3 separate regions of the Homo sapiens genome follow, and all the other regions are linked to region 3. The links are chromatin contacts, found by Hi-C or POLR2A ChIA-PET in ENCODE. All regions are on one chromosome and are shown on one strand. Each heading gives the region's core, a stretch centred on a gene start or an enhancer-like site at or near the end of the contact. The rest is flanking DNA. Distances are from core to core; before and after follow the strand shown.

Region 1 (3,457 bases), core at 17-2,516, 960 kb before region 3:
CTTATTACATTCCTTTTACAAACACCCCAACACATCGAAGATATTAAACAGTGCCTACTAATTCAAATTTTACTTCCTATGTAGCTGGCTCTCCACCCCTGTATTCAACTCACCTGAAACCACTCTCCCTGCTCTCCCACACTGCAGCAGAATAAACTGCCCTTTATATGTACAGTGTTTCTATTATGCCCCATGTACAGTGTTTTTATTATGGCACTGTATTGAAGCTGCTTCCTCTACTAGATTCTTCTGTCCTCACCATTTTATCACATGCAGCTGCTCAGAAAATGTTGGCTGCATTGATGAAATGCTTTCATACATTTACAAATAGAGTTTTCTTGTAATATACCTCTGTGGTTTTCTTTGGACAAGGAGCTCCTCACGTGCAAGGCCATGTCTTACTCATCTTTATCTCCACTGCTAGCATGGTGCCTAACAGCTCCTACCAAATAGTAGATGCTCAGTAAACGTTTGCGTGGCTAAGCCCACCATTTCTCAGCACATGACACGCTGGGAAACGGCTGGGAGAGTAATACGCGGGATTATTGACGAAGAAAAAGTTGTGAACTCGTAACACACAGTTTGTGGGCGTGAGCAGTGTGGAAAACCGCAGTTTGCTGGGAAAGCAATTTAGTTCCCTCGGTTCAGGCTGGGAGGATTTTTCACAAGTGGCGAGGAGGAGGCTCACATGAACCACATACAGGTACTTCTCACTGAAACGCACAACAAATCTAGAGCCAAGTGTAATAACGAAACGGGCCCCAAGAAGTTTATTTAATGCCCAGGGCCCCCAAGTGGTCACTGCCAGGCTCTAGCATCCTGTCCAGCAGGCCTTTCTCCTCCTTTCAAGTCTTGCTGGACGACTCCTGAAAAGCAAAAGTAGGAAAAAAACTGGGGGCTGAGAGTGGAAGGCTGGACAGAGGGTATGTCTCCTGCTCTGGCACCCGGAAGCCTGCGAGGGCTTCGGAAGCGCAGCGTCTCACGGTCGCGCATCCCGGCCCTGGACGCATCCAGCGGCAGCGGTAATCCTGGTCCTCCTGGGCTTCCGTAGGTCGGAATAAACTTGGGAACTCTTCCACCGGCAAAGCTCAGTGTTTTAAAATTCAAATCACACTTGCCGACATGAGAGCGGAACCTTTGAGGCCGACTCCACCCTAGCTGCTCGCTAACTAAACAGCGAAGAGAACACAGTCTCCAATCCAAACGCCAGGAGGTCCAGACCCGGAGCGGACGCCGGAAGCGCTGTGTCTGACGTCACTTCCGTCGCATTTCGGGGCGGTACCAAGATGGACTCCTCGCGGGCCCGGCAGCAGCTCCGGCGGCGATTCCTCCTCCTGCCGGACGCCGAGGCCCAGCTGGACCGCGAGGGTGACGCCGGGCCGGGTGAGGCGCGCACCAAGCCGCCCCGAGGTTCTCAGAGGCGAGGCGTCGGAAAACGGCCGGCCTCCGGCAGCCCTGGCCCAGTCTGGAAGGACTGAGTTTCGGCTTTGCAAGTCGAATATTTAATGTCAGGGAAGATCCTTAGAATCGCGGAGTGCTGTGCATCGTCATTTCAGCTGCGCTTCAGAATTCTCTGGAGAGCTGATTTGACACCTATTTGGAAATAGCGATTAAAATTAAAAATACCCACCAGTTTTAAGTCTTAAGGATTTACCAGAAACATGCGTGTACCGCAGTGTACAATGATGTGCGCAGTGTTTCACTTCAGGATTGCTTGTAATAGCGAATTACTGGAAATATCTGCCTTGCCCGTCAGCAGAAAGCTGTTTAAGTAAATTTGGGTATATGTATACCTGACACATCAGGTCGACTCGTATGTACCAATGGGGATGATTTTCAAAGGGAAGTGTGGAACACTATGGTATGCCGCCATTTGGGTACAAAACAGGTAACTTGTGATGTATGTTCACCTGTGAATGCATAGAATATGGAAGAATTCAGTAGAAATTGTAAGTGGTGGTTGCTTCTGGGGATTAGATCTGAGGTTAAGGATGGGAGACAGATACTTCATTTTGGATATTTTTTATCTCATATGTTTTAAAACCACGTCCATTTATTACCTTTTAAAATTAAAAACACGAATAACCTCATGCCCAGGCATGATGATGTATACATTTTGAGGATATCCCAGAATATTACGAACATGCTTCCCAGGGTTTCCGATGGTCATCTAAAGGCCCAAAACCTCAGATGTGGACCATTGATTCTCACGTGAACCTAGAGGGCATGTCAGAATCCCCGGAAAACTTAATAGAAATCATCCATCTGACCCAACCCCCATCCACCCATTCTTTCAGATTGCGTTCCAGACAGGAAAAATGTCTTGTCCATCACCTGTCTAGACAGTGCTGTGCTGGAACTAGAGCTCTGGTGTGCCGTTTCCACTTTTGAGCTGTGTTTAAAGTAACTAAAATATTTAGTTATAGGCTGGGCAGGGTAGCTCACGCCTGTAATCCCAGCACTTTGAGAGGCTGAGGCGGGCTGATCACGAGGTCAGGAGTTCGAGACCAACCTGGCCAAATAGAGCAGCCTGGCCAAGATGGTGAAACCCCGTCTCTACTAAAAATACAAAAATTAGCCCGGCGTGGTGGCAGGCGCCTGTAATCCCAGGTACTCGGGAGGCTGAGGCAGGAGAATTGCTTGAACCCGGGAGGCGGTGGTTGCAGTGAGCCGAGATCAAACCATTCCACTCCAACCCGGGCGACAGAGGAAGACTCCGACTCAAAAAAAAAAAATTTAGTTATAAAAGTGTTCTTGGAAGACCACAAGTCCAGTTCATGCGCTAATGTTTGCCTTTGGCATTTTTCCTAATTAACAAGACTAATTACTTTCCTAGAAGAAATGTGAAACATAATATTAAAATTCTTACATTTCCAGGTGACATTGTTATTTCCGAAAGACGATGAAAGTGTAAATTTGATTTCACAATGTATTTAGAGGAAATAAATTGACTGTATTGACCATATTTTATAGTGGGCTCTTATTTTTTGTAAATATAAACCTATCTCAAGGGTTTTACAGAAGGATTTGTTATCATGGGAGAGACTGTTTCTTAGCTCTAGGAAATGATTTTATTTGGCTTAAGTGTAATTTTTCCTCGCAAAATTGTGGTAACTTAATAAGTTGAAATCTCCCTTATTTGCAGAAACCTCCACAGCTGTTGAGAAAAAGGAGAAACCTCTTCCAAGACTTAATATCCATTCTGGATTCTGGATTTTGGCATCCATTGTTGTGACCTATTATGTTGACTTCTTTAAAACCCTTAAAGAAAACTTCCACACTAGCAGGTAAGAAAATTTTATTGCTTTGTAAATTAAACCCAAGTCTGATTTTTCGTGTTATATTTTGTTAGTTGAATTCTTCAAACAGTAAGCACCTACTACTCTCTGCCAGGCCCTGTGTTGGAGGTGTGGTGATACGAAGATGAATATGAGATGGGGGTCAAAGGGTACATATT
Region 2 (3,589 bases), core at 163-2,662, 540 kb after region 3:
GCCCAACCAGGTAGGGTGGGCACTCGCTCTGCCCTTCCTTCTGCTGAGAGGAAGCCCAGGCTCTGATGAGTAAGAAGGAGCCTTCCATAGCAAAGCCAGGCCTGTGTAGCCCAATGTCCGGGCCATAAGCACTTGGGTGGCTCTGGCTTTGCTTATAGGCTTGTCTGATTCTACAAGCTTGTGTTTTCCCAGGCTCAGCTCAGGCTTGGCTGTGGATCACATAAGGGAAGAAAGTCAAGAAGCTGCTCAGGGGCGGAGCCTGTGGGCAAGTGCACACACAGGGAAGACCCCTGCCCTATCCTGAGTAGGGAACCTTGGAAAGACCCCATGTGTGCTTGGGCATCATTGTGGGGAAGACTGGGCTGTGGAAAAACACTAGCGTTTGTCTGGGAATTTTGGGGAAGGAAAGGGATGGAAAAGCGAAAGGGTGGGAAGGGGCTGGTTTCCTGCTGCTTCTGCTATATAAGAACAGCATCTAGCAGGAAGGTTGTCCCGTGGGCCCATACTAGCCACCTTACAAAGCAGCGTCTGCAGTGGCTGACGCCTGTAATCCCAGCACTTTGGGAGGCTGAGGCCGGTGGATCTACCTGAGGTCAGGAGTTCAAGACCAGCCTGGCCAACATGGTGAAACACCATCTCTACTAATAATACCAAAAAATTAGCAGGGCATGGTGGCGGGCGCCTGTAATCCCAGCTACTCAGGAGGCTGAGGCAGGAGAATCGCTTGAAACTGGGAGGCGGAGGTTGTAGTGAGCCGAGATCGCGCCATTACACTCCAGCCTGGGCAACAGAGCGAAACTCCGTCTCAAAAAGAAGAAAAAAAAGGAAAGAAAAAAGAAAGCGGCGTGCGGGGCAGGGGGTTGGAGCTCTTTCTGGGCTCAGTGTCCCCAGGTGACGGAACACATGCCACGTGCTTGGTGCGCTGCGAGCTCAGCTCCTGGAGCTTCTGTTGCTGCTGTGGCCGCAAGGCCTGGACCCTCGCGGGGAGATTCAGACCCACACTTAGCTCCAGAGCTTGGGGGTTGTCGTTAAGCCCTTCCTTTCCATCAGAGGCTGATGAATCCCCAAACTCCTGGGCTGAGTTCGACTCTCCGACAACTCCTCAGAGGCGGATGTTTGGGGCCACTGGAATAAGCCCAGCACCAGCTGGGGTGTGGACAGCCTCGGGGGCCAGGCCAACTCTCCCGGACGGGTGCGGACGGCAGGGGCGGGGCCGGGCTGTAGGCGGTGGGAGGGGTGGGGCCGGGCGAGAAGGGGCTGGGCGGGCTGCCGTCGGGCGGGGCTGCGCGGGGAAGGGCGGGGCTGCGCGGGGGGCGGGGCTGCGTGGGGGAGGGCGGGGCCGGGCTGTTGTGGGTGGGCGGGGCGCACCGGGGAAAGTTCCGGGAAGGGCGGCAGCCGGCGGGGCCCGGGCGCGGAAGTTGCCGGCGGCCGCGCGGCCTCCCGGGCGGGCCTACAGCCATGTCCCGGGACCCGGGGTCGGGCGGCTGGGAGGAGGCCCCGCGCGCAGCTGCCGCGCTCTGCACCCTGTACCACGAGGCCGGACAGCGGCTGCGCCGCCTGCAGGACCAGCTCGCTGCCCGCGACGCCCTCATCGCTCGCCTCCGCGCCCGCCTGGCCGCGCTGGAGGGGGACGCCGCGCCGTCCCTAGTGGACGCGCTGCTGGAGCAGGTTGCGCGCTTCCGGGAGCAGCTGCGAAGGCAGGAGGGCGGCGCCGCCGAGGCCCAGATGCGCCAGGTACGAGGGCGGGTACCAGAGGAGCTGCGGGAGCGAGAGTGCGTGTGGCGGCCGCCGGGTCCTGGGTGGGTGAGCGAGCGGGCCCCGGGTCCTGAGGGGTTGAGGGGGTACTGGGTCCTGGGGTTGAGTTGGCCTCGGGTCCTGAGGGGTTGGGGGAGCACCAGGTCCTGGGAGTTGAGGGGGTGCCGGGTCCTGGGGGTGAGGGGGCCCCGGCTCCTGAGGGGTTGGGGGAGCATCAGGTCCTGGGGGTTGAGGGGGTGCCGGGTCCTGGGGTTGAGGGACACTAGGTCCTGGGGGTAAGGGGCCGTCGGGTCCTGGGGGTGATAGGGCAACAGCTTCTGGGGGGTGAGGGGACCCTGGGTCCTAGGGGAGAGAGGGGGACCAGGTCCTGAGTGGGATAAGGGGACACCACGGGCTGAGGTGTGCTGGGTCCTGGGGGGTTTGAGGCGTCACCAGGTGCTGGTGGAGGTGAGGGGGCTCTGGGTCCTGCGGGGTGAGGGTGCAAGGTTCTGAAGGGGATAAGCGAATGCTGGATCCTGGGGGGTTGGGAGGGCACTGGGTCCTGGGGGATGGTGAGGAGGCACTGGGTTCTGAGGAGGGGGGTTGGTGCAGTTCTTGGGTTCTGTGTGTGTGTGGTGTATGTTCAGGTGGGCTCTTAGGGGTATTTTGAGGTTCGTGTGTGGGAACACATTCCGAGGGGGGTGTGTGTATGCTGTGTGTATTCTGTGTGTATTGTGTAGTGTGTATGTTCCGGTTGGTTCTTAGGGGTGTTTTGAGGTGTGTGTGCGGGAGACACATTCTGAGGGGTGTGTATGGTGTGTGTGTGTACGCACACATGTGTGTCTTGGGTCCAAGGTCGTGTACTCATATTGTGTTCTAGAGTCCCTTCCAGCCCTCACCCATGCATGTGTCTTTCACTAGTGGCGCTTCAACTCTATGCTGGGAGCAATGGCAAATGCAGCCCGTGTCTGATAAAGGACACAAATCCTAGGCTGGGTGCAGTGGCTCACGCCTGTAATCCCAGTACTTTCGGAGGCAAGGCGGGCAGATTGCCTGAGCCCAGGAGTTCGAGACAAGGCTGAGCAACATGGTGAAACCCTGTCTACAAAAAGTGCAAAAAATTAGCCGGGCATGGTGGCACGTGCCCGTGCTCCCAGCCACTAGGGAGACTTAGGTGGGAGGATCACTTGAGCCTGGGAGGCAGAGGTTGCAGTGAGCCAAGATCGCACCACTGCACTCCAACCTGGGTGACAAAGTGAGACCTTGTCTGAAAAAATTAAATTAAAAATGGACACAAGGGTCCGGACGCGGTGGCTCATGCCTGTAATCCCAGCACTTTGGGAGGCCAAGGCGGCGGATCACGAGGTCAGGAGATTGAGACCATCCTGGCTAACATGGTGAAAACCCATCTCTACTAAAAATACAAAAAATTAGCTGGGCGTGGTGGCGGGCGCCTGTAGTCCCAGCTACTTGGGAGGCGGAGGCAGGAGAATGGCATGAACCCGGGCGGCGGAGCTTGCAGTGAGCCGAGATTGTGCCACTGCACTCCAGCCTGGGCGACAGAGCGAGACTCCGTCTCAAAAACAAACAAAAAAAGACGCAAATCCTGACTTTCTTCTCTTTGTCCTTGTCTATGATGTTTATGTCTGTTTTTTGATGATAAACTATAACACCACAACAGCAGTATAAGTAACAGTTTTTTTGTGCAATAGTATTTGCAAGCATCTGAAACATTCGGGTGAGCTCTGGCATCTATTATTCCATTTGATTCATGGCTATTATCCTAGTTTGCCCAGGAAAGAAACTAAGCCTGCAAAGGCAGTAGTCTGCGAAAGATAGTTTTTGTCTCCAGGGT
Region 3 (3,978 bases), core at 1,263-3,762:
GTCTGCCACCACACCCGAATAATTTTGTATTTTTAGTAGAGACGGGGTTTCACCATGTTGGCCAGGCTGGTCTCGAACTCCTGACCTCAGGTGATCCACCTGCCTCAGCCTCCCAAAGTGCTGGTATTACAGGCGTTAAGTCACTGCACCCAGCCCAGCCTGATTATTTTGCTTGGTCAGTCTCAGACAAAAATAAAGGTCCAAAGTCAATGTGATCCACATACTGTCAACCAGGCCTGCAGAGCCCACTCAGCCCCCTTCTATCAGCCGGAAGCGCTGACTAGCGGCAGCCTCAGCCTGTCCTCCATCTCCTCTACCCCCGACCTTCCCACAGCAGCAGCCAGGCCGGCTGGGTCACCAGCTGTCACCTCTGGGCCCTCACCACCTCCAGGACCTCACTGAGTCCCAGCTCCCAGCGCCACAGGTCTCCTCGGCCTGGCCACCCCTTCTTCCCCGAGACCCTCATCCTAAACAGGGCAGAAAGGGAGCCAGCCCTTGACCCTGGATTCCCTCCTCTTTGCAGTGCCTGTCGAGTGCCTCCCTCCCACCTCCTGACCCTCCCCAGGACATGCCCTCAGGCCGCGCCACCCCTGCCCTCTCCTGAGCACTCCACAGGTCAGTACTGTACCTCCAGTCCACGTGAGGGGCCTTTCCTCCGCCCTTGTCTTTGTCAACCTCCCTGAGACCTCCGGTCACCACTGCCCTGTCGCTCCTCCCTCTGCTCTGCCAGTCACAGAGGCATCCGCATCATTGCAGTTACCAGGGCTAGAACTGTAAGCCTGTCTGATGGCAGGTTCCAGCCTCAGGAGGTCTCAGAGATAAGGCTGGACTTGCAGTTTTAAGAAAAAGACCCAGACAGGGGTGCACCAACTTGTGCAGGCTCAGCCACCCCACTGCCCTTGCCTGAGCCCCTGCCCTCAGCCAACATGGCCTCCCCCACCTGCAGAGCATCCAGCTGAGGCACCACGCAGGGCCCGGGCACCGGATACCCATCATCTCAAGTCCCCAAAAGCACTGGCCACGATGGACCTTTTTATATCGCTTTTTCAGGGGAAGAAACTTCGCACTGTGACAATTACTTTCTAAAGTGAAATATAAACTGGTTCTCCCTTACTCAGAATTGCTCTGCCCTCCCCACGTCGCCTTCTCTAGGGGAAGGCCAGCAGGACTCCACCCCAGCAGCCCTTGCTGCCCAAAGCCGCCTCTCTGCCCTCCTTGGTAGTCTCCTTGCTGTGAATGGTGGGGCTGCTGCCTTGCCTGGGAAGGCCCCCCAGCGCCCCTTCTGTGCAGGCCTTGCCGGCCATCCTGCACGTCCCTGTGGCCTCAGAAGGGCCCTGCACAGGACGGCATGGACCACGCTGAGGACTTCAGACAAAGACACTCTTAGCCCTTGCAGCAGCTCCAAAGACAGGTCCAATGAGGAAACTCAGGCACAGAGAAGGTGGTCACCTGCCCAGGGACACATTCCCAGCAAGTGACCAAGCAGGTGAGAGGCCAGGTGGTCCTCTCTGTCCACACTCCACGGCTCTGGGCCCCCTCTGTGTTCACCCTCCACTGTCTACACTCCATGGCTCTGGGCCCCTTCTCTGTCTGCACGGCTATGAGACTCTGTCTACACTCCACAGCTATGGGTCCCCTCTCTGTCTACACTAGATGGCTCTGGGCCCTCTCTCTGTCTACACTCCACGGCTCTGGGCCCCCTCTCGGTCTACACTCCACGGCTCTGGGCCCCCTCTCTGTCCACACTCCACAGCTCTGGGCCCCCTCTCTGTCTACACTCCACTGTTTATACTCCATGGCTCTGGGCGCCCTTTCTGTCTACACTCCACAGCTCTGGGTCCCCTCTCTGTCCCCATTCCACAGCTTTGGGCCCCTCTCTGTCTACACCGCACGGCTCTGGGACCCCTCTGTCTACACTGCACAATCGCGGCACCGCGGCTGAGGCGACCCCAGGTCGCTGCAGTGCGTCTGGAGTTCGGGTCTCGGAAGGCAGCTTCTGCCCTAACAAAGCGGCCGCTCGTGGAGTCCGACGAGGGAACCCTCCCAGCGCTCCCGGGCGCATCTCGCCCGCGGGACCCCCTGCCCGGCGCCGCCCCCGCGGGTCCCGCCAAGGGCCCGGGCGGGCCTCACAGCGCGGGGCCCCAGGAGGCCGCGCACCCGCCCGGCCGGAGGCCCCACAGGCCCGCGCCCCGCGCCGCCCGCCCCCGCCCCCGCCCCGCCCCGCCCCGCGCCGGGCCCGGGACCAGGAGCCTGAGTCAGGCCGGCGAACAAAAGGCAGGGCGGGCGGGCGGCGACCCCGAGGGGACGGGCGCCGCGCAGGGCTGGCCGGGATCGGCCGGGAGGCGGAGGGCGCGGGCGCGCGCCCCGGAGACGAAAGAAAGAGCGGAGGCGGCGCGCCCTGCCCCCGCCCCGGCCCCGGCCCCGCACACCTACCGGGCCGCGCCGCTCGCTCCCGCTCCGGGCGCTTCGGCCCGCGCCACCGCCCGCGCGCGCAACGGTCGCCTCGGCAGCCACCGCCCCCCGGGGTCGAGGCGAGGGCGGGGCCGAGGCCGGAGGAGGGGCGGGGACGGAGAGGGGCGGGGCGAACCTGGTGAGGCGGGGCCAAGGGGGTGGGGTTGGGGCGGGGCGATGCGGGGGCGGGGCACGGGGCGGGGCGAGGGCCTTCGCGTCGGGACAGCGTGGTAACGGGACTGCCAGGGAAGCAGGGATGAGAAGAAGCGAGGGACGGGGCCTCCACGGCCGGGGGCGGGACTTCCGTTGGGGGCGCGGCGGCGCTGGTGCGCACGGTGTGTACCCGCACTGGCCCGGCCCTGGTGCTGGGAGCGACTGCGTTCCCGCAAGCTGGTTTTCTCTGCCTCCGCTGGCCCGGGACACCCTGCGAAGGGCAGGTCGGTGTGGCCGGGAGGAGCCGCCCCTGCCTGGGCTGTCTCTGTCCTTCGCCGTCGGTGTCCGAGGAAGTCCCGCTCCCGTTGGGTCTCTGTGCCCGGGAAACCTGGCTGTGGGGAGTCAGGCCCCGGCGCCCTGGCTTTTCGGCTGGGCAGATGCCCGGAGCTGGCGGCAGCTTCGGGGGCGGCGTGAGTTCCCGCGGCGAAGCCACGGGGACAGCCAGGAAAGGCCGTTCCCTCCGGGCCCCGGGACGCCCGCGAAGGCGGCGCGGTGACTGCGGCGTCCAGCGGGTCTGCCCCTCCCGGAGCGCGGGCAGCAGCGAGGGCGGGACCGGAGGCACCGCTGGCACGAGAGGAGGAGCTGCCCGGCCCCGGCCTGCGCCTCTGGCCCTGTCCCAGCCGCCGCCTTCACCCTTTAGGCCGGAGTTCCTTCCTCGCCCTCTTCGTGTCTTCCTTCCCCGGCGCTGGGTCTCCCTGCCCCTTCCTTCCTGCCTTCCCCTCATTCTCTCCCGCCGCGTTTTTCCCTCGAGACGCATCCGTCGCTGCTGTTCACGCTCCAGCCCTGCCGCCCGCCCAGGGACTCGGCCCCTCTCGGGTTTGCTTCTTTCCTGTCACCTGCCTTGATGGGCTCAAAACGCTTCCCCTCCGTCCCCGCCACCGCCCCATGGTTTCTTGGCAGCTCTCCATCATCTAGTCTTGTGTGATTAGTTTGGATCCCAGGAGGAAACCAATGGCATTCTCAGTGGGACAATTAATTAAGAGTCCAGCAGGGTTCCCGCTGGCAGAGGCGCGGTCCGGGAGCCGGGAAGCCACAGGGCGGTGCTGAATTGGGACAGGTAACAGCAGGGAGGGAACTGTTTTCACCTGCAGGGCTGAAGGAGCGCGGCCAGAGCGGTTACAGGAAGCCAGACAAAGAGAGAGAGATACTTAACAGGAGCTGCGACCTATGGCCAAGGGACACAGCCAGCCCTTGATGACCCAGCAGAGAGAGCCAGGGAAGAGGCCAGGCGCGGTGACTCGTGCCAGTAATCCCAGCACTTTGAGAGGCTGAGGCGGACAGATCGCCGGAGCTCAGGAGTTCGAGACCACCCTG

The links. Hi-C counts contacts between places; a loop is a spot of excess contacts on that map. ChIA-PET counts read pairs that join two places held with the same protein, here RNA polymerase II (POLR2A). Pooled maps may share reads with other maps.
Region 1: a loop to region 3 is called in a map of ascending aorta, with 4 times the contacts of the local background. The contact joins the promoter of TMEM128 here to the promoter of RGS12 in region 3. A Hi-C loop is called at or near these places in 1 of 168 maps with a recorded cell type or tissue (ascending aorta) and 11 of 50 pooled maps. POLR2A ChIA-PET finds 5 or more read pairs at or near these places in 1 of 52 experiments (Caco-2).
Region 2: a map with no recorded cell type shows a loop between it and region 3 (13-fold over the local background). The contact joins the promoter of TNIP2 here to the promoter of RGS12 in region 3. A Hi-C loop is called at or near these places in 1 of 168 maps with a recorded cell type or tissue (ascending aorta), 2 of 37 single-sample maps with no recorded cell type and 19 of 50 pooled maps.

The regions. Positions count from the first base shown.
Region 1 is chr4:4,246,032-4,249,488 of GRCh38, reverse strand. It overlaps TMEM128 (transmembrane protein 128), which reads left to right and starts at 1,266. Exons shown (of 5, transcript NM_001297551.2): 1 at 1,266-1,383; 2 at 3,146-3,287. The coding sequence starts at 1,287. RefSeq lists enhancers at 886-995, 1,298-1,924.
Region 2 is chr4:2,754,159-2,757,747 of GRCh38, reverse strand. TNIP2 (TNFAIP3 interacting protein 2) reads left to right here and starts at 1,412. Exons shown (of 6, transcript NM_024309.4): 1 at 1,412-1,734. The coding sequence starts at 1,459. RefSeq lists silencers at 950-1,089, 1,270-1,789, 1,810-1,869.
Region 3 is chr4:3,291,555-3,295,532 of GRCh38, reverse strand. It overlaps RGS12 (regulator of G protein signaling 12), which reads right to left and starts at 2,512. Exons shown (of 18, transcript NM_001394154.1): 1 at 2,434-2,512. RefSeq lists silencers at 158-353, 2,377-2,426, 2,437-2,916, 3,097-3,206 and an enhancer at 1,138-1,723.